Linked DNA regions of Homo sapiens: all the other regions are linked to region 1. Evidence: chromatin contacts called from ENCODE Hi-C or POLR2A ChIA-PET data. All regions are on one chromosome and are shown on one strand. Each heading gives the region's core, a stretch centred on a gene start or an enhancer-like site at or near the end of the contact. The rest is flanking DNA. Distances are from core to core; before and after follow the strand shown.

Region 1 (4,037 bases), core at 489-2,988:
GTGGGGTCCGACAACAAGCAGTCATTCAATGTTACTGGTCCCTTCCCCTTGGCAACTCCTCTTCTGAAAAAGGACAAGAGACTGGGGGTGGGGATGGGGAGCTCTGCGGGGGGTGTGGGGGGAATGAAAGGAAGACTCCAATGATTCCTCAAATGCCAGCTGTTTATCAAGTTTGATGGTTACGATGGATTTTCCAGAAATAAAAGCTACCTTGCTCCAATAGGTCTACCTGTGAGCAACTGAGATGGGGAGGAATGGGGAGGAGCGCTGAGCATAGACTCGAGAAGGGTATGATTCAGGTCTCGATAGACAATGTTCTTTGGAGTAGCACCAAGGTTGTGTACTGGGCAGGCACTCTGCCAGCTCGCCAGCCTGTTCTGTCCAATCCTGGCGTCTTGGAGCTGGGGTGGAAGAATTTTTCCTGAAGGAAAGCAGCCAACACCCTGTCCCACCCTTCTCCTTGGGCAACTCTTTGCCAGGCAGGAATCTCTCATCAGGGTTTTCTTTTGGCTGTCAGATCACCAGCAGTTATAGGCTTAAGCCCCTGTCACCATGCCCCTCCCGGAACCTGGCAGAGAGCAGCAGCTGGGACTCTGCAGGACCTCCTTATTCCAGCCAGGAATGCACTTGGAAAACCCCAGAGCTTCTCCTGTCAGCCAGAGCCCAGAAAAGCCAGCTCCTGGTCTTGGCACATTCAGTGCAGTCAAACGTGGAAAGGGGCCTGGATAGGGAGGGGTCGACTCCCAGGTCCCACCTTTGCGGGGGAAGCTGGTCCCCCTGGATTAGGCTGGGAGATGCTTGGGGCTGGTTGTAAGGTAAAAGACGGGGGGTCGTTTTTTCTTTTTTTGAGACAGAGTTTCGCTCTTTTTGCCCAGGTTGGAGTGCAATGACGCGATCTCGGCTCACTGCAACCTCCGCCTCCCAGGTTCAAGCAATTATCCTGCCTCAGCCTCCCGAGTAGCTGGGATTACAGGCGCCCGCCACCACGCCCGGCTAATTTTTGTATTTTCAGTAGAGACGGGGTTTCACCATGTTGGCCAGGCTGGTCTCGAACTCCTGACCTCAGGTGATCCACTCGCTTCGGCCTCCAAAAGTGCTGGGATGACGGGCGTGAGCCACTGCGCCCGGCCCAGGGCGTCGTTTTTAATTTCAGATTAGTAATTTTTTAGTATATGTCCCAAAAATTGCCGAGATATGTGTATGGTTATAAAAAAAATTCGCTGTCTATATGAAATTCAATTTTAATTGGCCGTCTTTTTCTTTGCTAAGTCTGGGACCCAGGGCTTGGCCTGGGGCAGCCCCCGCCGCAGACAAGGCTGTTGGAGGGGTCACGAACCCGCTTGGTAGCCCCGCGCCGTTACCGTCGCCCCTCCCGGCCGAGGGAAGGGTCCTGGAAAGCGCGAAGGGCGGCCAAAGCCCGGATTAGGGCCAAGGGCCGCATCTCGCCGCCACCGTGGGAAACTATCTTTGAGAGGAGGGAGGAGTCGTGGCCTGGCCTCATTCCCGCTCACCTCCAGCCTTGGCCGCCTCTCGCGGGCTCTTCCCCGCCCCGAACCTCCCACCTGCGGGCCCACTGGCACCCGCGGCGCTCAGAGGCTCTAGGTGGCTCCCGGCGGCGGTTCGCGGTCTCGGGGCCCTGCAGCGTCGAGTGCGCAGGCGCGGCGGGCAGGTGGGCGGGGCGTGCGCGGGCGCAGGCGCGCGCGCGGGAAGGGATGGGCTCGCGCTGCCGGGCGTGGGCGTGGACTCGGGCGTGGGCACTGGCGGAGTTCCAAGCCCGGGCTGAGGAGGGGGCGGCGGCGGCGGCGGCGGCGGCGGGCGGGTACCCTTCGACTGGGCGTTGCCGCTGTTCCCTGCGCGGCATGGAGGGGACGGCCGTGGCCGTGTTCGAGGTGATGCTGGGAAGGGAGAGAAAGCGGAGGACACTTTCTGAGGAGACGGGCTTTGTGAGGAGACCGCGAAGTTTGGGCAGAGGGGTCGGGCGTCGCCTAAGGTGAAGGAGGAAGGTTCGGGAATCGAGGCCCGTCTCCCACGGGGAAGCGAGGAAGTAGGAGCAGATGAGGGCTCTCGCTCGCGGGGTACTCTGTGGGGGAACGACGCCCTCTCTCCAGCCTACGGCTCAGAAAGCTGCGGCGTTTGCCGAGCACCGGCGGACACCCAGGGGCAGAGCCTGACGCAGCCTCGGAGGTGCCTGCCGGAGCCCAGCGCCTTCCATGCACCGGGTGCTGGGAGGGGGCGCGGAAAGAAGGAAAGGAATGGGGCAAGCCCTGGCGTTGCGGGGCGGGGTGGGGGGAGTCGGGGCGCCAGGACAGAGGCAAGGAGGGACCCAGTGCAGACTGGGAGCGAGGGAGAGTTTTTTTAGGCCCCGGTGCAGGTGCAGGTTTCTGGGTTCGAAGCAGCTGGACGTGGAAGGGCGAGGTTCAGAGGCCACACCTGTGCTCGGGGAGCTGCTCTGGAAGACGGCACTGAGCGCCTGGCGCCGGCCACGCCCCGTGTGCTCATTTCATTACCCACTTTCACGGCCGGTGCCCAATGGGACGTTGAGCTGCTGTTTGTGAGGGGTACTGGGCAGGTGACAGAAGCACAGGCTCTGAGGGCACCTGAGAGAGTACCCCCGGGCGTCCTGCCTGTTTGTTGTCATCAAAGAAGGCGGCGGGATTCCATTTTACAAATAACCGAACCTAGGCTAGAACCCAGGGCGCTGACTCATAGGCCAGTGTTCTTTTCCCAACTGCGCTGTCATACCGACATGAGAATATCTTTAGGGTTTGTTTGTTTGTTTGTTTGTTTGTTTGTTTTTTGAGACGGAGTCTCGCTCTTTCGCCCAGGCTGGAGTGCAGTGGCGTGATCCCGGCTCACCGCAGTCTCCGCCTCTCGGGTTCAAGGGATTCTCCTGTCTCAGCCTCCCGAGTAGCTGGGATTACAGGCGCACGCCGCTACACCTGGCTCATTTTTGTATTTGTAGTAGAGACAGGTTTTCACCATGTTGGCCAGGCTGGTCTTGAACTTCTGACCTCAAGTGATCTGCCCGCCTCCGCCTCCCAAAGTGCTGGGACCGGCGTGAGCCACCGTGCCCGGCCCGATATGGGAATATCGTAACAGAGGACGTGTGAAGGAATAGTTAGACTCTACACGTACCTGGAAACCATTCTTGTTAACTGGTACAAATGAGGATCTTAGTTCCCAGATCTCCCTGCCTTTAAAAAGGGGGTAATAATTTTCCTTGTGTTGCCTCCCTGTAAAAGTGAGAATCTGTTTGCATGAATAATAATGGGAGTTGGCCGGGCGCGGTGGGTAGCCTGTATTCTCAGCACTTTGGGAGACCGAGGCGGGCAGATCACTTGAGATCAGGAGTTCAAGACCAGCCTGGCTAACATGAGGAAACTCCGTCTCTGAAAAAAATACAAAAATTAGCGGTGGCTCACGCCTGTAATCCCAGCACTTTGGGAGGCCGAGGCAGGCGGATCACCTGAGGTCGGGAGTTCAAGACCAGCCTGATCAAAATGGAGAAACTCCGTCACTACTAAAAATACAAAATTAGCCAGGTGTGGTGGCACATGCCTGTAATCCTAGCTACTTGTGGGGCTGAGGCAGGAGAATCGCTTGAACCCAGGGGGCGGAGGTTGCAGTGAGCTGAGGTCGCACCATTGCACTCCAGCCTGGGCTACAAGAGCAAAACTCCATCTCAAAAAAAAAAAATTAGCAGGGTGTGGTGGCAGGCGGCTGCACTTCCAGCTACCTGGGAGGCTGAGGTGGGAGGATCACCTGAGCCCGGGAGGTTGAGGCTGCAGTGAACCATGATGATGCCATCACTGCACTCCAGCCTGGGAGTCAGAGTGAGACTCTGTCCCCTCTCTCCCCCCAAAAATAAATGAAATATATTTTATTTTCAATTTGTCTCGAATAAATGTGTTTTTTTTTTTCTTTTTGAAACGGAGTGTTGCTGTTGCCCAGGCTGGAGCGCAGTGACCCAATCTTGGCTCACTGTGGCCTCCACCTCCCGAGTTCAAGCAATTCTCCTGCCTCAGCCTCCTAAGTAG
Region 2 (4,037 bases), core at 1,127-3,626, 230 kb after region 1:
AGGCCAGACTGGGAAATATAGCAAGATCCTGTCTCCACCAAAAATACAAAAAATTAACTGGGCGTGGTGGCAGGCACCTATAGTCCCAGCTACTCAGGAGGCTGAGGCACGAGAATCACTTGAACCCGGGAGGCGGAGGTTGCAGTGAACCAAGATCGCGCCACTGCACTCCAGCCTGGGCGACAGACTGAGACTCTGTCTCAAAAAAAAGTGTACAGCACCTCCCGCCACGCTCTCTCTTTCTCCTGCTCCTATCATGTAAGATGCCTCATCCCCGCTTTGCCTTCCACCACGGTTGGAAGCTTCCTGAGGCCTCCCCAGCAGCAGAAGCTGCTATGCTTCCTGTACAGCCTGCAGAACCATGAGCCAATTAAACTTTTTGTCTTTATAAATTACCCAGTCTCAGGTATTTCTTATTTTTATTATTATTATTTTTTGAGACAGATTCTCTCTCTGTTGCCCAGGCTGGGGTGCAGTGGCGCAATCTTAGCTCACTACAACCTCCGCCTCCTGGGTTCAAGCGATTCTCCTGCCTCAGCCTCCCGAGTAGCTGGGATTACAGTTGCCCACCACTACACCTGGATAATTTTTTGTTTTGTTTTGTTTTGTTTTGAGACGGAGTCTTGCTCTGTTGCCCAGGCTGGAGTGCAGTGGCACGATCTCGGCTCACTGCAACCTCTGCCTCCTGGGTTCAAGCAATTCTCCTGCCTCAGCCTCCCGAGTAGCTGGGATTACAGGCACACGCCACCATGCCTGCCTAATCTTTGTATTTTTTCAGTAGAGACGGGGTTTCACCATGTTGGCCAGGCTGGTCTCAAACTCCTGACCTTGTGATCCACCTGCCTCAGCCTCCCAAAGTGCTGGGATTACAGTTGTGAGCCACTGCAACCTGGCCTAATTTTTGTATTTTTAGTAGAGAAGGGGTTTCACCATATTGGCCAGGCTGGTCTTGAACTTCTGACCTCAAGTGATCTACCCGCCTCAGCCTCCCAAAGTGCTAGGATTACAGGCATGAGCCACTGCTCCCAGCCTCAGGTCTTTCTTTATAGCAGCAGGAGAACGGACAAATACAACCACCAACTCACTTTGTTCGAGGGCTTGCTGTGTGCCAAGCCCTGTGGACCACATTTAATACGCACAACAATTACCCAAGTTATTTGTCCCTCTTACGAATGAAGGAGAAAAATGTGCCCAAGGTCACAAGGCTGCAAGGAATGAAGCTACAGTTTACCCAGAGGCAGTTGGTCCTCAGAGCTTGAGTGCTCAAGGATAGTGCTGTGCTGCTGGGACATTAGGGGCAGCGCTGGGCCTGGAAAAAATCCAGGCCTCCTGACTCCTAGCCTGGAGCCGTCCTGTTTCCTTCTGTTTCTTAAAAAAAAAAAAAAAAAAAAAGAAATTCTCCAGTATTGTATAACACATATACCATAAAGTTTACCATTTCAACCATTGTTGTGCAACCAATCTCTGGAACTCTTCATCTTATGAAATCTGAAAATTTACAGCCATTAAATTCTTCATTCCTCCCTCCCCCAGTGCCTGGCAACGGCCATCCTCCTTGCTGTCTTTGTGAATGTGATTGTTCTAGCTTGGAGCCATACTGATGCTTTTTTGAAAAATATATTTCTTTTTGAGACGCAGTCTTGCTCTGTCACCCAGGTTGGGTGCAGTGGCACAATCTCGGCTCACTGCAACCTCCGCCTTCTGGGTTCAAGTGATTCTCCTGCCTCAGCCTCCTGAGTAGCTGGGATTACAGGCGCCCGCCACCATGCCCAGCTAATTTTTTGTATTTTTAGTAGAGACGGGGTTTTACCATGTTGGCAAGGCTGGTCTGGAACTCCTGATCTCAGGCAATCTGCCTGCCTCGGCCTCTCAAAGTGCTAGGATTACAGGCGTGAGCCACCGGGCCTGGCCCAATTCTTAAAAGGCTGTCTCTGTTTGGTTGTTAAGCCATGGTGCTCAGTGTCAATGGATGCCGGGGCCATAGAGATTCAGAGGAGAACAAACTCTTCAGGGATGAGGTAGTCAGGGAAGCTGCCTAGAGGAGAAGGAGGAGAAGGAGGAGGGGGGAGGGAGAGGGGAGGGGAAGGAAGGGGGAGGGGAGGGGAGAAGGAGGGGGGAGGATGGGGGAGGAGGGAGGGGGGAGAGGAGGGGAGGGGGAGGGGAGGGGGAGGGGGGAAGGATAGGTGAAGGAGGGAGTGGCAATTTCCTCCCCTTGGCCTTCACTCCTTGACCCAGAAGGTGGGGAGGCAGTGGTGAGGTGACTCAGGGATGCTTGGCCCTGTGGCCTGCCCTTTGATTTATGAAAGCCACCTTGGCAGCACCAACCTTTGCCCCCAGTGATCTCTTGTCAGATGGGTGGAGGCACTGGGCCACCTCAGAGGGCCAGTGTCTTGCTGAGGGGCCGGAGCAGTCCTGTGCCTGCAGCCTCCGGAGCCATGGGAACAGGGCTGCGAAGTCAGTCCTTGCGAGAGCCCCGACCCTCCTATGGAAAGCTGCAGGAGCCCTGGGGGAGGCCCCAGGAGGGCCAACTCCGCAGGGCGCTAAGCCTCAGACAGGGGCAAGAGAAGTCCAGGTCCCAGGGCCTCGAGAGAGGCACAGAAGGGCCAGATGCCACTGCCCAGGAGCGGGTGCCGGGGAGCCTGGGGGACACAGAGCAGCTGATCCAAGCCCAGCGAAGAGGCAGCCGGTGGTGGCTGAGGCGGTACCAACAGGTATGGCTGTGGGCTGAAGGATGGAGGGTACCACAGCAGGTGGGCAGGGATTCCAGGGCAGGAAAGGTTCAGAGACAGAGCCAGCCCAGGCTGTGTACCAAGATGACAACCGAGCTGCCTGGAGATGAGGGTGCAGAGAGAGACACCCCAGAGCCACGTTTCAGAGGGCCCTGAAGGCATTTGGGATTTATCCCACAGGCACTGGGGAGCCACTGAAGGTTTTAGAGGAGGAGGGTGATATGGTAAGCGCTGTTTTTAGCTGATTGATAGTATGCTGGATGGGGGAATAGAGCAGGAGGCAAGGAGATCAGCCAGTGCAACTTCCTGGGAAGTACACTGTGTGACCCTCTCACCCCAGAGAAAAAGGGGAGATCTGGACCCCTTTGTGGGGGGCTGCAGGCTCCCTCCTCTAAGAGACAGGGTCTCCAATGAGCAGTGCTTCTCTACCTGGGGTCTACCCCCACCTCGTGGCTATGGGTGGAACAACATCTAAGCCCACCACTCAGCCCATGGGACCTCCCCCACCTCTGTCTTCCAGCAGGTAAGAAGAAGGTGGGAGAGCTTTGTCGCCATCTTCCCCAGCGTGACTCTGAGTCAGCCGGCCTCCCCGTAGCCCACACTGGGCACCATCAGCTAAAGATGCTGGAAGCCATCGTGGCCCCCTTGCTGTGCCTGGACCAGCCCACCGTGTCTGCTGACCTACCTCTTCACAGCTCTCTGGACTTTGGCTGGGTGGCCCTAGGAGGCTTCTGCCACCAGCTCACTGGAGTCGCCACGTGGCTGCCACTCTTAGCTCTGGCCCTTCCACTCCAGCACTAGCTCTCTTTGAAGATCCCAGCAGGGTCAAAAAGAAGGGGGCTCAGCTGTCTGCCCTCTGGGCTTGGGTAGGGGCCTTGGACTATGATTCTATGAAGGTTTAGAAGAAGCCTGCCCGGAATGGGGGCTGTGGACGCTCCTGCCCCACACGACCAGCTGTCAACTTCCAGGACGGAGCTTGATGAAGCCAGACCCATGGCCGAGAGGCTCACGGACGTTGCCTGGTCACTGGGCCATGACCCAACTGCCCTTCTTGTCAGTTGCTGATGGTGGGCCAGGGCGCAGGTCTCCCTCCCAGATGGTGAGCCCTCTGGGGCAAGGACCACAGCTGGGTGGCCCTCCTGGCTGAGCACTCTGTGCTGAAAACCTTTGAACCTCACGGTGTCCTGATGAAGGAAGCAGAGGAAGTCTTCCTCCCTGTGTGACAGAGGGGGAAACTGAGGCCCAGAGTGGGGAAGGGATTTCTTGGTTTTGACATCTCCGACCCCACCCCACCCCATCCAGTGTCCA
Region 3 (4,037 bases), core at 783-3,282, 200 kb before region 1:
ATTTTTTTTTCTAATTATAAATTGACAAATTCCAGTTGTATATACTTATGGGATACCAAGTGATGTTATGATTTATCAGTACAGCTTGGAATAAATCAAGCTAATTAGGATAGCCATTACCTCAAACACTCATATTTTTGTGATGAGAATTTACCACCTGTTTATTTATGTATTTATTTATTTGAGACGGAGGGAGTCTTGCTCTGTCACCCAGGCTGGAGTGCAGTGGCTCGATCTCGGCTCACTGCAACCTCCGCCTCCCAGGTTCAAACAATTCTCTTGCCTCAGCCTCCCCAGTAGCTGAGATTACAGGCACGTGCCGCCATGCCCGACTAATTTTTTTATATTTTTAGTAGAGACGGGGTTTCACCACGTTGGCTAGGCTGGTAAACTTCTGACCTTAAGTGATCCGCCGGCCTCGGCCTCCCAAAGTGCTGGGATTACAGATGTGAGCCAACGCACCCGGCCTAACCACCTATTTAATATTGAAACTTGCAACCCCTTTACCCTGCTCTACTTCTTGTTTCCAAACTACTATCACCTTCTAGCATTCTATATGATTTGCTTATTATTCCTCTAGTTTCTCATCTGCACCCCCCTCAAATCAGGAATTTGTTCTATTGTACCCTTCGTCCCTGTAACAAAACCTTGCACCTAGTAGGCTCCCAATAAGTATTTGCGAGTAAATAAATAACACTCAATTCTAGCTCTTCCATCCCAGGTTCTAAAAAAATGTCTGATTCTAACAACCTGGATCCTAATGTAACCCGGTTCTAACATCTCAGGTCTTGGGGCCCCTCCCCCCTGTCCAAGGCTCCCACTTCTCCCCGCCCGATCCCGCACCCCACTCACGCCCAGCCCTGGCCCAGACCGCGGCCGGCCAGCATCACGCCACGGATGCTGGGATCCGAGCGCAGGAAGAGCCCCACGTTGCCCAGCAGGTTGAGCAGCTGGAAGGCGGCCAGCGCCAGCTGCAAGGCCCGGGCCAGGGGTCCCAGCGGCGGCGGCCCGGGACCGAGCACCAGCACGTAAGCCAGCTCCAGGCCCACGGCCGCGGCCCACAGCGCGGTGAGCACGAGAGGCAGCTGCGCGGGCGCCCCGTCCGTGCTCCCAGCCGCCCAGGGCTGCCCCATGGCCTGGACACCCAGCTGTCGGAGCCGGAGGACTAGGCCGCTTCCGTATTGGGGCGGAGATAGCGGCAGACGGACGTCTGCTACGGCCAATAGAAGCTCGGAAGGGGGTGCGGCGAGCGCTCAGACTCTCAGGGAACGGCCGGCCCACGCGGCGAGTTGATCTGGCCAACGGACCAGCAGTGGAGGCGCTCGGAATCCCGCGGCGCTGGAGCCCGGATAACGCCGCGGAGTGATTGACCCGCCCACCCTGGAGGCTCCTCCCATCCCGTCGGAGCCCCGCCCGCTGGCGCGGGGGCCAGGAGTGCCCGGGGGATTGAGTTGCAGCCGGGGTGGTGTCGGGGTTTCCCGGCTCAGCACATTCTCCCCTACTCCCCACAGCCGCCCCGATATTAATAGCCCTGCCGCAGCCCATCCAGCTGGCTCAGAGCCGTTCCCCATGCCCGGGTGTCTCCATCACCCCAGAAAACATGCAAAACAGCTCGGCGCCTCTGTGTTCCTGACTGTGAAATGGGGATAGGGCTCTGTGTCCCACCAGCGAGGTGCTGGAAGAGGCTCACGAGGAGCTCCAGAGGGCAGCCTCTAGAGCGGCCCGCGGCCACTATTATTATCGGCCTTTCTATTGTGGAGAGGAGTAAACAGACTCAGAGAGGTCCCGTGGATTTCTCAAGGTCACACAGCGCCCCAGCAGCGGAGCAGGAATGCAAACCCAGGATCTCCGCCGCGAGATCCACCCCGGCGCCCCCGAGTCCCGCAGTTCCCGGCTTCAGGACAACCCCTTGCCAGGTCCAACCCGAGCTCCTTCACCCCCATCCGGCCCCTCCCTCCTCCCCCATATTTAGTGCGAATTCGATCTGGGGCTGGGCTGGGCCCTACTTAATGGGGCCCGGGTGTCCGAGAGCGTGCCGAGCGGAGCGAAGCCAGGAGCCCGATCGAGATGATGATGGTTATGCAGCCCGAGGGTCTGGGGGCCGGGGAGGGGCGCTTTGCGGGCGGCGGCGGGGGCGGCGAGTACATGGAACAGGAGGAGGACTGGGACCGCGACCTGCTGCTGGACCCGGCCTGGGAGAAGCAGCAGCGGAAAGTGAGTGCTCGCCCATTTCCTGACAGCAAAACCGAGGCCTGAGAGGCCGGGCTGTTTGTCCTGGGCATCTCAGCAGTGCAGGGGCAGAGCTTGTCTTTAACCTAGAGTGCTAATCCCCAGCCCAGGCTCTGCCCATCAGCTGCCTGCTGTCCCCAGGGCTGGAGGAGAGGGCTGGGAGCCCTCAAGAGGGGTTTAAAATGACAAGAGAGTTTCTGGGCTCCCCACCCCCACCAGGGTTCATTCCCCTGGGCCCACTGCCCCACTTCTGCTGCTGAAAACAGGCTGGGCAAACCCCAGGAGATCCAAGTTAGGGGGGGTTCAGAAAGAAGAATCTTCTTCTAGTTAAATATTCCCAGACCCCACCCTGAAGGCTTGCAGTCAGGCAACTAGTGGACTTGGGAGTGTGGGGGTAGTGAGAAGGGTCCTCTCAGACCCCACCCCACCTCGTCTCCAGGGTGGGGTCCATAGTCGCTGTATCTCATTTAACAATTGAAGAAACTGAAGCCCAGAAAGAGCACAGACAGGCCCCACATCACAGACTGTCAGACATCAGGACCCCCGCAACCTGAGGATCTTTACCCTTTTCCCTACCCCCATTCTTTCCCAAGATACCCCAGGCATGGGGCCCTGAGTCTGCTGAAAAGGCCATAGGTCGGGGAGGAGGGGAGACCTGGGTCCCCTTACGCTGTAACCTGACTCTCCAGCCAGATGGACACTTAGTGCTGAGGCAGCACCTCGGGGGCGCCAAAGAGGGGCACAGGGGCAGCTGCTACCCAGGCCCAGCCCGTTGGGCACTCAGGGCCCCTCCCTCCCTGAGCTATTTTCACTCCCAGACTTTCCCAAGTAGAGGGGGCAGGACACCTGGGTTCCCAAAGGGAAAATGATCCAGGCCAGAGGGAGAATACTTTGGAGAGTGGCAGGCCAGGGGTAACCAGGAGGGCACTATGAGGCCATTGGACCCTGCTCAGCGTGTGCCAACACTGTATGACTCCAGGAGAGGGCAGGGTACTGGGGTACTCAGTGGAATTTAAATGACCTGAGAGTCCCAGAATTTAGAATCAGAGTACTTCTGCTGGGTTAGATGACAGGAGATGACCCCAAGGGCCGAGAGGCTCCGCTGACTCGGCTGGGGTGCCCCGGGTGACAGGCCTCCCCTTAGGCTCCCCCTGCACCTGTCTCCAAGCACGGCTGCAGTCCCAGGTTTGGCAATTTCCCGGTGGTGTCATCCCTGTCCTTGGCTCCAGCTGCCACCTGTTCTGCAACATCTCCTATCCCTACCCCCACCCACCCGGGCCTCTCCGAGATCCAGGTCTGCGTGCCCCCCATATGACACGTGCCAGTCTGTAACTTGCCTTTGTCACCTAACAAATTATCAGGAACATCTGTTCATCCCAACTTGCAGTCACCATCTCATCATCTACTCATTCAATGGCTGGCACAGCATAGAGGATCTGAAAATCAATCAGCATCCCTTGTAGTTGGACATTTGGCTCATTTCTTTCTTGTCCAGCGTTGTTTATTGCAAGGTGGTAATAAACATCCTTGTGCTCAGCTTTAGCCCTGACCCCTCCCTGTTGCTCTATGCTCCCTTTCTCCCCAGTGACTCCTCCATCCAAGGGCTTCCTTCACACAGTCTTGGAGCAGCACGCTGCCTCCTCCCACCTGATGTCTTACCATGTGCCAGCGCTGTTTCAGGTGCTGGAATTCGGCAGCAGACAAAATAAAGCCCCTGCCATGGGAGCTTACATTCCAACATTTCTGTCTCATCCATCCAATCCTGCCTTGTCCCCCACACTGACACCCTTCCTCTCTTGCCCTGATCC
Region 4 (4,037 bases), core at 1-2,500, 180 kb before region 1:
GAAACCCACTCCAGAGGGAAGGGAGAAGGGTGATGAGGCAGCGGCTGGCTCCTCAAGCTGAGGGCTCCTCAAGCTGAGGGCTCCTCACCTGGGACAGGGGATCCTCATTCAACAGGGAAATGACTGAGCTGAAAGTCTCGTTTCTGTTGTCTGGATGGTTTTGGGACAGAGAAGAAATCATGGCTGAGCCCTGAGTGAAGGCTGACTTGGGCTCCCCAGCACCTGGAACCTTGGTGTCCACTGGGCCACAGTCCTTCCGCAGCAGCACGTGTCTTCCGAGCTCATCCAGGACTTGGAAGCTGCAGAGCTGGAGGGAGAGGAAGAAGCTGCTCTGGGGGCCTGGATCTGGATCTGGGGAGCAAGATCTGGCCAAGATGGAGCTGGAGGCTCCTCAGATGAGAGCCACCCCTAAGGCAATCACCCCATCACAGTGGACAGTGAGGCACGGCCTGCACCGGGGCATCCTCCCCTTCATAGCATCTTGGTTTCCAGCCCTCGGGGCCTGGGAAGTGGCTCAAGGTGGGGCAGCAGCTACCTCAGATCCCTGCGTCTTGACCTGACCCGTCATCATCCAACTGCTGCTTTACTCGGCCTCGGGGCGGGGAACCCCAAGAGCCTCATCACTCACCAGGGTTTTCTTGGACACGGGGAGCCGGCACACCATGGGGTCGTTGCAGGGTGGCTCCTCCAGGGTGGCCTCCAGGGAGTACAGCGACCCCTGACCCGCCTGGAGAGAGGAGTAGGTGAGGCGGGCACAGTCGGCCCTTGACGGCGCCCAAGGCCCCGCCCGTGCGGCGCTGCCCATTCCCCATCACCAGAGATCGGTTCGTCCAGCGGGCAGGCCCCATCCCAATGTTAGGTCAAAGCTCCTATCCCTTGGACCCGGGCCTGGCGCCCCCGCCCCCGGCGCGTCCTCACCCGGCGGACGCGGCCGCGCACAAGGCCCAGCACGGCCCGCGTCCCCGCAGCCCGGCCGCGGTTGAACATCTCCAGCGCGAAGCGGGTGGGCGCCAGCAGCTCCGGGGACGGCGGCCCCCAGGCCTGAAAGCTGGCGGCTCGGGGCTGGGCGGGGGCGGCCACTGCGCCCGGGAGCAGCCCCAGCAGCGACAGGAGCTGCAGCCAGGGCGCCATGGCGAGGGCGAAGCCGGCGGCCCGGACCCAACAGACGCTCCACCGACCCACCGGGTACCGAGCCCGCGGCCAGCGGGGCCTGAGTCCTCCCTCCAGCGGGGCGACGGCACGCCGACCAATGGGCGCTGGTTTGCGGCGCCTGCGCGTTCTCTTGTTTACAGGAGGCACGTGGGGCGCGCAGGGTAGGGAGAGCGGGAGGCTGCTGGCCTGAGGCTAAAGCTAGTCACTGACCTCTATCACGTGCTTGTTATATGTTAGGCATGATATGCCAGCTCCTTTTATTCGGCGTAGCAATCTCTGAAGTAGGTGCTATCCCCATCGTACAGTGGAGGAAACGAGGCTTGGAGAGATTAAATGGCGTGGCCGGGCTCTGTGACTCAGCCCTGTAATCCCAGCACTTTAGGAGGCCAAAGCGGGTGGATCACCTGAGGTCAGGAGTTTGAGACCAGTCTGGCACACGTGGTGAAACCCTGTGTCTACTAAAAATACAAAAAAGAGCTGGGCGTGGTGGTGGGCGCCTGTAATCCCAGCTACTTGGGAGGCTGAGCCAGGAGAATCACTTGAACCCAGGAGGCAGAGGTTGCAGTGAGCTCAGATCGTGCCATTGCACTCCAGCCCAGGCGACAAGAGCAAAACTCCGTCTCAAAAAAGAGAGAGAGAGAAATATTAAGTGGCTTGCCAAATATCTGGTAAGGAATTGAGCTAAACTTAAATCCAGGCAGTTGGCTTCTGAGCCTGGGTTTGCAGCTTGATCGCCTCTTTCAGGCCCCTCTTCTCAACAGCGAGATGGCAGGTAATTTTTTGAGTGCTGGCAGCGTCTCAGGCTGTTGTGAGGTTCAAATGCAATCATGCAAGCATTCAGTAGCCACTAAGGCAGGGTGCACAGGGTTGAGACTGTCCCTTGAAGCATTCACCTGCTGTGTTCCAGGGTCTACCAAGGGAAAGCATGCACAGATGCATTACAGGAATAGTGCTGCGTTCTTGGAGCTCACAGTCTAGAGAGAAGAACGACAGATGGGCTGGGTGCAGTGTCTCACGCCTGTAATCCCAGCACTTTGGGAGGCCGAGGCGGGCAGATCACCTGAGCTCAGGAGTTCGAGACCAGTCTGGCCAACGAGGTGAAACCCCGTCACTACTAAAAATATTTTTAGGCCGGGCGCAGTGGCTCACGCCTGTAATCCCAGCACTTTGGGAGGCCAAGGTGGGCGGATCACGAGGTCAGGAGATGGAGACCATCCTGGACAACATGGTGAAACCCTGTCTCTACTAAAAATACAAAAAAATTAGCTGGGCATGGTGGCACGTGCCTGTAATCCCAGCTACTCAGGAGGCTGAGGCAGGAGAATCGCTTGAACCAGGGAGTCAGAGGTTGCAGTGAGCTGAGAGCGCACCATTGCACTCCAGCCTGGTAAGACAGTGAGACTCCATCTCAAAAAAAAAAAAAAATTGAAACTGCCTTTGCAAAATTATGACAGTAAGAGAAATCTGACATGGCTGACTGCATCTTGCTTTCTAGCCTCACAGGCTGGCTGTCTTCACTCATTCCTGGGCATGGGCCAAGGTAACTTTTGGATAAATTTAGCTTATACTTTAAATTAGAATACGCCTTCCTGAAAACTAAACCACCCTTGTAAAACTAATGAAAGGCCACCAAGTTAGGAGGATGAGAGGGGCCTGAATTCTACTAAGATGTAGGCATAGTTAAAGGATTACCAGCCATTGTTCTGGAAGTCACAAGATTTGCAACTTTGCCAGTTACTCCTGTAATTAACATCACTATCATGGAATGTAAGACTGATCTTTTGAGCTATCTCTTCCAGGCTTTTGCATTTGTGACTATGGAATGGCCCCACACTGACGTGTGACTCCACCAGTCCTGTGACCCCTACCCAGAAGCAGACTCAGTGCAGGAGGGCCATTTTCCACACTACTATGATTTCATTCCCAAGCAATCAGTAGCACCCATATCCTAGCCGCCTGCCTACCAAACTATCTTTGAAAAACCCCGACCTCCAAGCCTTCAGTGAGACTGATTGAGTAATAACCCTGTCTCCTGTGTGGCATGGCAGGTCTTGTGTCAGTTAAACTCGTTCTTTTCTGCAATGCTATGGTCTCTGAATTGATTTTGTTTGTGCAGTAGGCAGGAAGAACCCATCTGGGAATTACAAGATCATCTAGTTCAAACCAGAATTGCTACAGCAGCAGAGGTCTAGAGAGACAAAGTGACATTCCAGCTACTCAGACATTAGTGCTGGAGCCAGAGTGGAGCCATCTCAATGCTTCCAGTTGCCAGCTGAGGTCTGAGAGGAGAGGATCTGAGGGATTGCAGCAGATACTAATCTTTCCTTGATTATGCTCTTCCCTCTGTAAATTAAAAATAAAATTCTAATCCCCTCCAACCATCTGAATGGACCCTTCCTCCCAGTCAAAGACATTCCAACGTTAACCTCAACAATGATAATAGTTCAGGCCATAATGGGAAGTGGAAGTTAGGCATGTTTCATTATACTCTCCTCCCTTTGGAATTGAGGCACAACTGACCAGCATTAACATTACAACAGAGATTTTAGGCTGGGCATGGTGGCTCATGCCTATAATCCCAACACTTTGAGAGACAGAGTTGGGAAGATCACTTGAACCCAGGAGTTTGAGACCAGCCTGGGCAACATGGCAAAACCCCATTTCTACGAAAATACAAACGTTAGCCAGGCATAACGGTGTGCGCCTATAGTCTCAGCTACTTGGGAGTCTGAAGTGAGAGGATCTCTTAATCACAGGAGGTTGAGGTTGCAGTGAACCATAATTATGCCACTGCACTACAGCGTGAGTGACAGGGCAAGACCCTGTTTCAAAAAAAACAAAAAAAAAGGGCCGGACGCAGTGGCTCACGCCTGTAATCCCAACAC
Region 5 (4,037 bases), core at 939-3,438, 130 kb before region 1:
TTTCTTTCTTTCTTTCTTTCTTTTTTTTTTTTTTTTTGAGACGGAGTCTCGCTCTGTCGCCCAGCCTGGAGTGCAGTGGCGCGATCTCGGCTCACTGCAAGCTCCAACTCCCGGGTTCACGCCATTCTCCTGCCTCAGCCTCCCTAGTAGCTGGGACTACAGGCCCCCGCCACCATGCCCGGCTAATTTTTTGTATTTTAGTAGAGACGGGGTTTCACCGTGTTAGCCAGGATGGTCTCCATCTCCTGACCTCATGATCCGCCCGCCTCAGCCTCCCAAAGTGCTGGGATTACAGGCGTGAGCCACCTCGCCTGGCCCAAGCACATGCCATTTCAATGGCCTTGTGCTACACAACTCCCACCCTCCTATTCTGCTCTCTGTTCCAGGTTCTGGCCATATTGGGCTCTTTTTTTTTTTTTTTTTTGGAGACAGAGTCCTGCTCTGTTGGCCAGGATGGAGTGTGGTGGCGTGATCTCAGCCCACTGCAACCTCCACCTCCTGGGTTCAAGTGATTTTAATGCCTCAGCCTCCTGAGTAGCTGGGATTACAGGTGCCAGTCATCATGCATGGCTAATGTTTTGTTTTCAATTAGCAATAATTGCGCCTCGGATAAACCTCATTGGCTATGATACTGCCACTGCGCAAAGCTAATGTTTTGTAGTTTTAGTAGAGACAGGGTTTTACCATGTTGGTCAGACTGGTCTCGAACTCTTGACCTCAGGTGATCCGCCCGCCTCAGCCTCCCAAAGTGCTGGGATTACAGGCGTGAGCCACCGGGCCTGGCCCATACTGGCTCTTGACTCTTCCTTGAACCAGATTTGCTTCTGCCCCAGCACTCTTTGACTTGTACTTTCTGGCCGGCATGATCTTCCCTCAGAGGATGGCTTAGTTCCCTTGATTACTCCAAGTCCTCATCACCATCTAACACGCTTATGTTTTACTTATTTCTTGCCTGTTTCTCCCCACCATAAGATCCAAGAAGGTTGGGATTTCTGTCATTTTTTTTTGTTCACTGCTATATTCTTGGTGGTGTCCACATGGTAGGTGCTATTTGTTGACTGAACACGTAGGCAAATATTTCCCTGAGTTTGTCACATGTCTATGTTTTTGATGTTGTCTGCCATGCAACAATCTTATTTACATACTCAAATCTGTTTAAAAAAATTTTTGAGACGGAATCTCACTGTCGCCCATGCTGGAGTGCAGTGGCGTGATCTTGGCTCACTGCAACCTCCGCCTTCCGGGTTCAAGTGATTCTCCTGCCTCAGCCTCCCAAGTAGCTGGGATTACAGGCGCGCACCACCACACCCGGCTAATTTTGTATTTTTAGTAGAGACGGGGTTTCACCATTTTGGCCAGGCTGGTCCTGAACTCCTGACCTCCGGTGATCTGCTTGCCTTGGTCTCCCAAAGTGCTGGAATTACAGGCGTGAGCCACCGCTCCCGGACTAAAATTTTTTTTAAGGCTCAACTTTTGCTTCCTGCAGAATTAATTTTCTCGTTTATTAAACTGTTTATTATGAAAACCTTCAACATACAATAACGTCATTCCATTATTTCTTGACTGGGAATTCCATCAGGGCAGAGGCCTTTGATTTTTCACCGGCTGCCAGGACCTCAGCAACCCCAGGGAATGTTTCCAAAGAATCAATTAATGGCACGAGGGCTTCTCCGGGGCCTGCCTCAGGTCCCCTCGCGGTGCTCAGCACAGTCCTGGGAGCCGTTTGCCGACTCAAGGCGCCTGTCCTGGTTTCTCCCGCCAGGCCCGGCCTTCCCCCGTACACTCACGCGGCAACCCCCAGGCGCGGGTTTGGACAGGGCTTCCAGAATGGGAGGAGCCCTGACTTCCAATTGTACAAAGTTTTCCTGGGAGCCCGCCGGTCCCAGCCCCACCCGGGCCAGAGACCGCCTTACAGACTAGGCCTCTCTGCCGCCGGCGCCGCTCGCGCGCGTTCTCCTCTCTTCAGCCCTCCCTCTTCTTCCCAACCCCCTCTCCCGCCACGGGCTGTGGCGGTTGGTCGTCCCTTTCCCACCCCCTCAGCTAACGAGCGGGCTCTAGGCCCTCTGGGATTGGCTGTGCCTGAGCACATCTTCCCTCAGCGTTTCTGATTGGTCGCTGGACGCGCGGGATGCGAGTCCCCATTGGCTAGGCCAGGGCGCCTGCGCGGCGGGGTTCTCGGTCGCCAGCCATTCCTGAGGAGGACTGCCGGTCGTTCGGACGTCTTGCCTGTCGCTGGAGGAGAGGTCCGGGCTCTCCAGGAAGGTGGCTGCGGCGACAAAATGAAGATATTCGTGGGCAACGTCGACGGGGCGGATACGACTCCGGAGGAGCTGGCAGCCCTCTTTGCGCCCTACGGCACGGTCATGAGCTGCGCCGTCATGAAACAGTTCGCCTTCGTGCACATGCGCGAGAACGCGGGCGCGCTGCGCGCCATCGAAGCCCTGCACGGCCACGAGCTGCGGCCGGGGCGCGCGCTCGTGGTGGAGATGTCGCGCCCAAGGCCTCTTAATACTTGGAAGATTTTCGTGGGCAATGTGTCGGCTGCATGCACGAGCCAGGAACTGCGCAGCCTCTTCGAGCGCCGCGGACGCGTCATCGAGTGTGACGTGGTGAAAGGTAACGCGGAGGCGCGCTCGGGGGCGGGGGCGCGCTCGGGGCACTCTGCCTGTTAGCCACGCCCCTTACCCGGGGGTCGGTCACTGCGCGGTTGGGAGGGGTGGGGAAGTGCGCGGGAGCAGGTCGGAGGTGTTGGGGGCGCGTTGGGTAGAGCCACCCTCCTCCCCTGCGGTCCAGGAACCGTCCACCAAGTAGGAGGAAGCGGCTCTGGGTGGGTGCGGCGGCCACTGCGAGCCAAGCTACGGGGCCGGGGACGCGCCTGAGAGCCTTGCGAGTGTTCCGGGGGCGCGCCTTCTCCTGGTCTCCTGGGCCTGGCACCCAGCGGAAATTGGGAAGTGACGGGCACAAGCCGGATCATGAAGCGGGGAAGATTTCTCCACTTCCCCACTTCCTCTCCAGACGTCGGTCAGAGCAAGGGAAGAGGGAAAAGGTGGGGGCTGACGCCCCAAGGCCGCCCTCCTGTTCCCTCCCGATGAATGTGCTCAAGCGGAAGGTAACGGGGCCCTTGGACGTTTCTCGGGCTGGGGTCTTTTAGTCTTGTCTGGCATGGGTCTACTCATGGGCACAGTTACACGTGGGTACGAGAGGGGCCCCTTCCGAATCACTTTGGCCTTTCAATATTAGGTAGGTTAGGCGTGGCAGCTCTGTGCTTTTCTCCTCCCTCAAACTTGGGGTTTTTCTTTGGGCTCGATTTTACATCTGTCAACTGGAAACCCCAGCCTTTTGCATGTGCAAGAAAGCTTGTTTTATGAAGTCCCCTTCTGCGTAGTCTTTACATGCCAAGCCAGTGCCCTAGGGCAGTGTCATTCTTTTATAAGCTTGGTGACTTTGCAGGGGGGCATACTCTGGCTGAGGGGGTCCTGGGGAGGGGTCTGTGAGAGCTCTTCATTAAACAGTGGCTAAACACGGTTTACTGAATCAGTAGTAGTCATTGCTTGAGTAGTCTGATTCTCAGGGCAGATCCCGGTGCCTTTTCTTCGAGAAAAATGTGTCACCATAATTTAAGCCTGACTAGGGACCCAGTTGACTTTTTCATAGCTTGAGTTTTTATCCCTTAAGCTCTTTATCTTTTACATTGGCAAGATTTGGTGGGACAGCCGTTGTGTATGTGGCCAGTCTCTGCTCCACTTGGGAACAGATCAGAGTTAACTTTGCCCTGTCATTTTGGAAGATGCAGCCTGGGAGTATCTGATGCCCTACTCCTGGTGGGTTCATACCTGCTCATACCCTGTGTGAGAAGTTTCAGGGATAGGAAATAAATGTGGGTGCAAGTGCTTATTTATCCCACCAAGATATTTCATTTGCTGTCCTGGAAAGGCACATGTTTGGGGCCATTCCTAGTCCTTTAAGTGGGGGAAATATAAAGGGTCATAGTGTCCACTACTAGGAACAAGTCCTTGTTCTGCATTAATACTGCATTC

Evidence for each region. A loop is a pair of places that touch in the nucleus more often than their neighbours do. ChIA-PET counts read pairs that join two places held with the same protein, here RNA polymerase II (POLR2A). Pooled maps may share reads with other maps.
Region 2: a pooled map shows a loop between it and region 1 (3-fold over the local background). The contact joins the promoter of C11orf86 here to the promoter of TOP6BL in region 1. A Hi-C loop is called at or near these places in 3 of 50 pooled maps. POLR2A ChIA-PET finds 5 or more read pairs at or near these places in 2 of 52 experiments (H1 and activated T-cell).
Region 3: a map of CD8-positive, alpha-beta T cell shows a loop between it and region 1 (2.0-fold over the local background). The contact joins the promoter of ACTN3 here to the promoter of TOP6BL in region 1. A Hi-C loop is called at or near these places in 3 of 168 maps with a recorded cell type or tissue (CD8-positive, alpha-beta T cell and naive thymus-derived CD4-positive, alpha-beta T cell), 2 of 37 single-sample maps with no recorded cell type and 10 of 50 pooled maps. POLR2A ChIA-PET finds 5 or more read pairs at or near these places in 5 of 52 experiments (GM12878, H1, MCF 10A and 2 more).
Region 4: a pooled map shows a loop between it and region 1 (10-fold over the local background). The contact joins the promoter of CTSF here to the promoter of TOP6BL in region 1. A Hi-C loop is called at or near these places in 5 of 50 pooled maps. POLR2A ChIA-PET finds 5 or more read pairs at or near these places in 2 of 52 experiments (T-cell and WTC11).
Region 5: a loop to region 1 is called in a map of naive thymus-derived CD4-positive, alpha-beta T cell, with 17 times the contacts of the local background. The contact joins the promoter of RBM14 here to the promoter of TOP6BL in region 1. A Hi-C loop is called at or near these places in 3 of 168 maps with a recorded cell type or tissue (CD4-positive, alpha-beta memory T cell, dorsolateral prefrontal cortex and naive thymus-derived CD4-positive, alpha-beta T cell), 1 of 37 single-sample maps with no recorded cell type and 10 of 50 pooled maps. POLR2A ChIA-PET finds 5 or more read pairs at or near these places in 6 of 52 experiments (B cell, GM10248, H1 and 3 more).

Annotation. Positions count from the first base shown.
Region 1 is chr11:66,743,031-66,747,067 of GRCh38, forward strand. It overlaps TOP6BL (TOP6B like initiator of meiotic double strand breaks), which reads left to right and starts at 1,739. Exons shown (of 15, transcript NM_001302084.2): 1 at 1,739-1,889. It also overlaps a transcript of SPTBN2 not described here. RefSeq lists enhancers at 966-1,466, 1,958-2,067, 2,508-2,597 and silencers at 1,428-1,817, 2,228-2,327.
Region 2 is chr11:66,972,928-66,976,964 of GRCh38, forward strand. C11orf86 (chromosome 11 open reading frame 86) reads left to right here and starts at 2,377. Exons shown (of 2, transcript NM_001353554.2): 1 at 2,377-2,711; 2 at 3,250-4,037. The coding sequence starts at 2,436. The coding sequence ends at 3,324. RefSeq lists an enhancer at 3,058-3,561.
Region 3 is chr11:66,544,871-66,548,907 of GRCh38, forward strand. It overlaps ACTN3 (actinin alpha 3), which reads left to right and starts at 2,033. Exons shown (of 21, transcript NM_001104.4): 1 at 2,033-2,214. The coding sequence starts at 2,068. It overlaps ZDHHC24 (zDHHC palmitoyltransferase 24), which reads right to left and starts at 1,178. Exons shown (of 3, transcript NM_207340.3): 1 at 853-1,178. The coding sequence starts at 1,133. RefSeq lists enhancers at 343-452, 1,601-1,660, 1,731-1,780 and silencers at 931-1,170, 1,351-1,480.
Region 4 is chr11:66,567,356-66,571,392 of GRCh38, forward strand. It overlaps CTSF (cathepsin F), which reads right to left and starts at 1,251. Exons shown (of 13, transcript NM_003793.4): 1 at 919-1,251; 2 at 629-727; 3 at 89-307. The coding sequence starts at 1,131. RefSeq lists silencers at 1,300-1,369, 2,743-3,037.
Region 5 is chr11:66,614,442-66,618,478 of GRCh38, forward strand. It overlaps RBM14 (RNA binding motif protein 14), which reads left to right and starts at 2,189. Exons shown (of 3, transcript NM_006328.4): 1 at 2,189-2,616. The coding sequence starts at 2,280. It overlaps RBM14-RBM4 (RBM14-RBM4 readthrough), which reads left to right and starts at 2,189. Exons shown (of 2, transcript NM_001198846.2): 1 at 2,189-2,616. The coding sequence starts at 2,280. It also overlaps the pseudogene RNU4-39P. RefSeq lists enhancers at 1,665-1,774, 2,139-3,072, 2,205-2,434.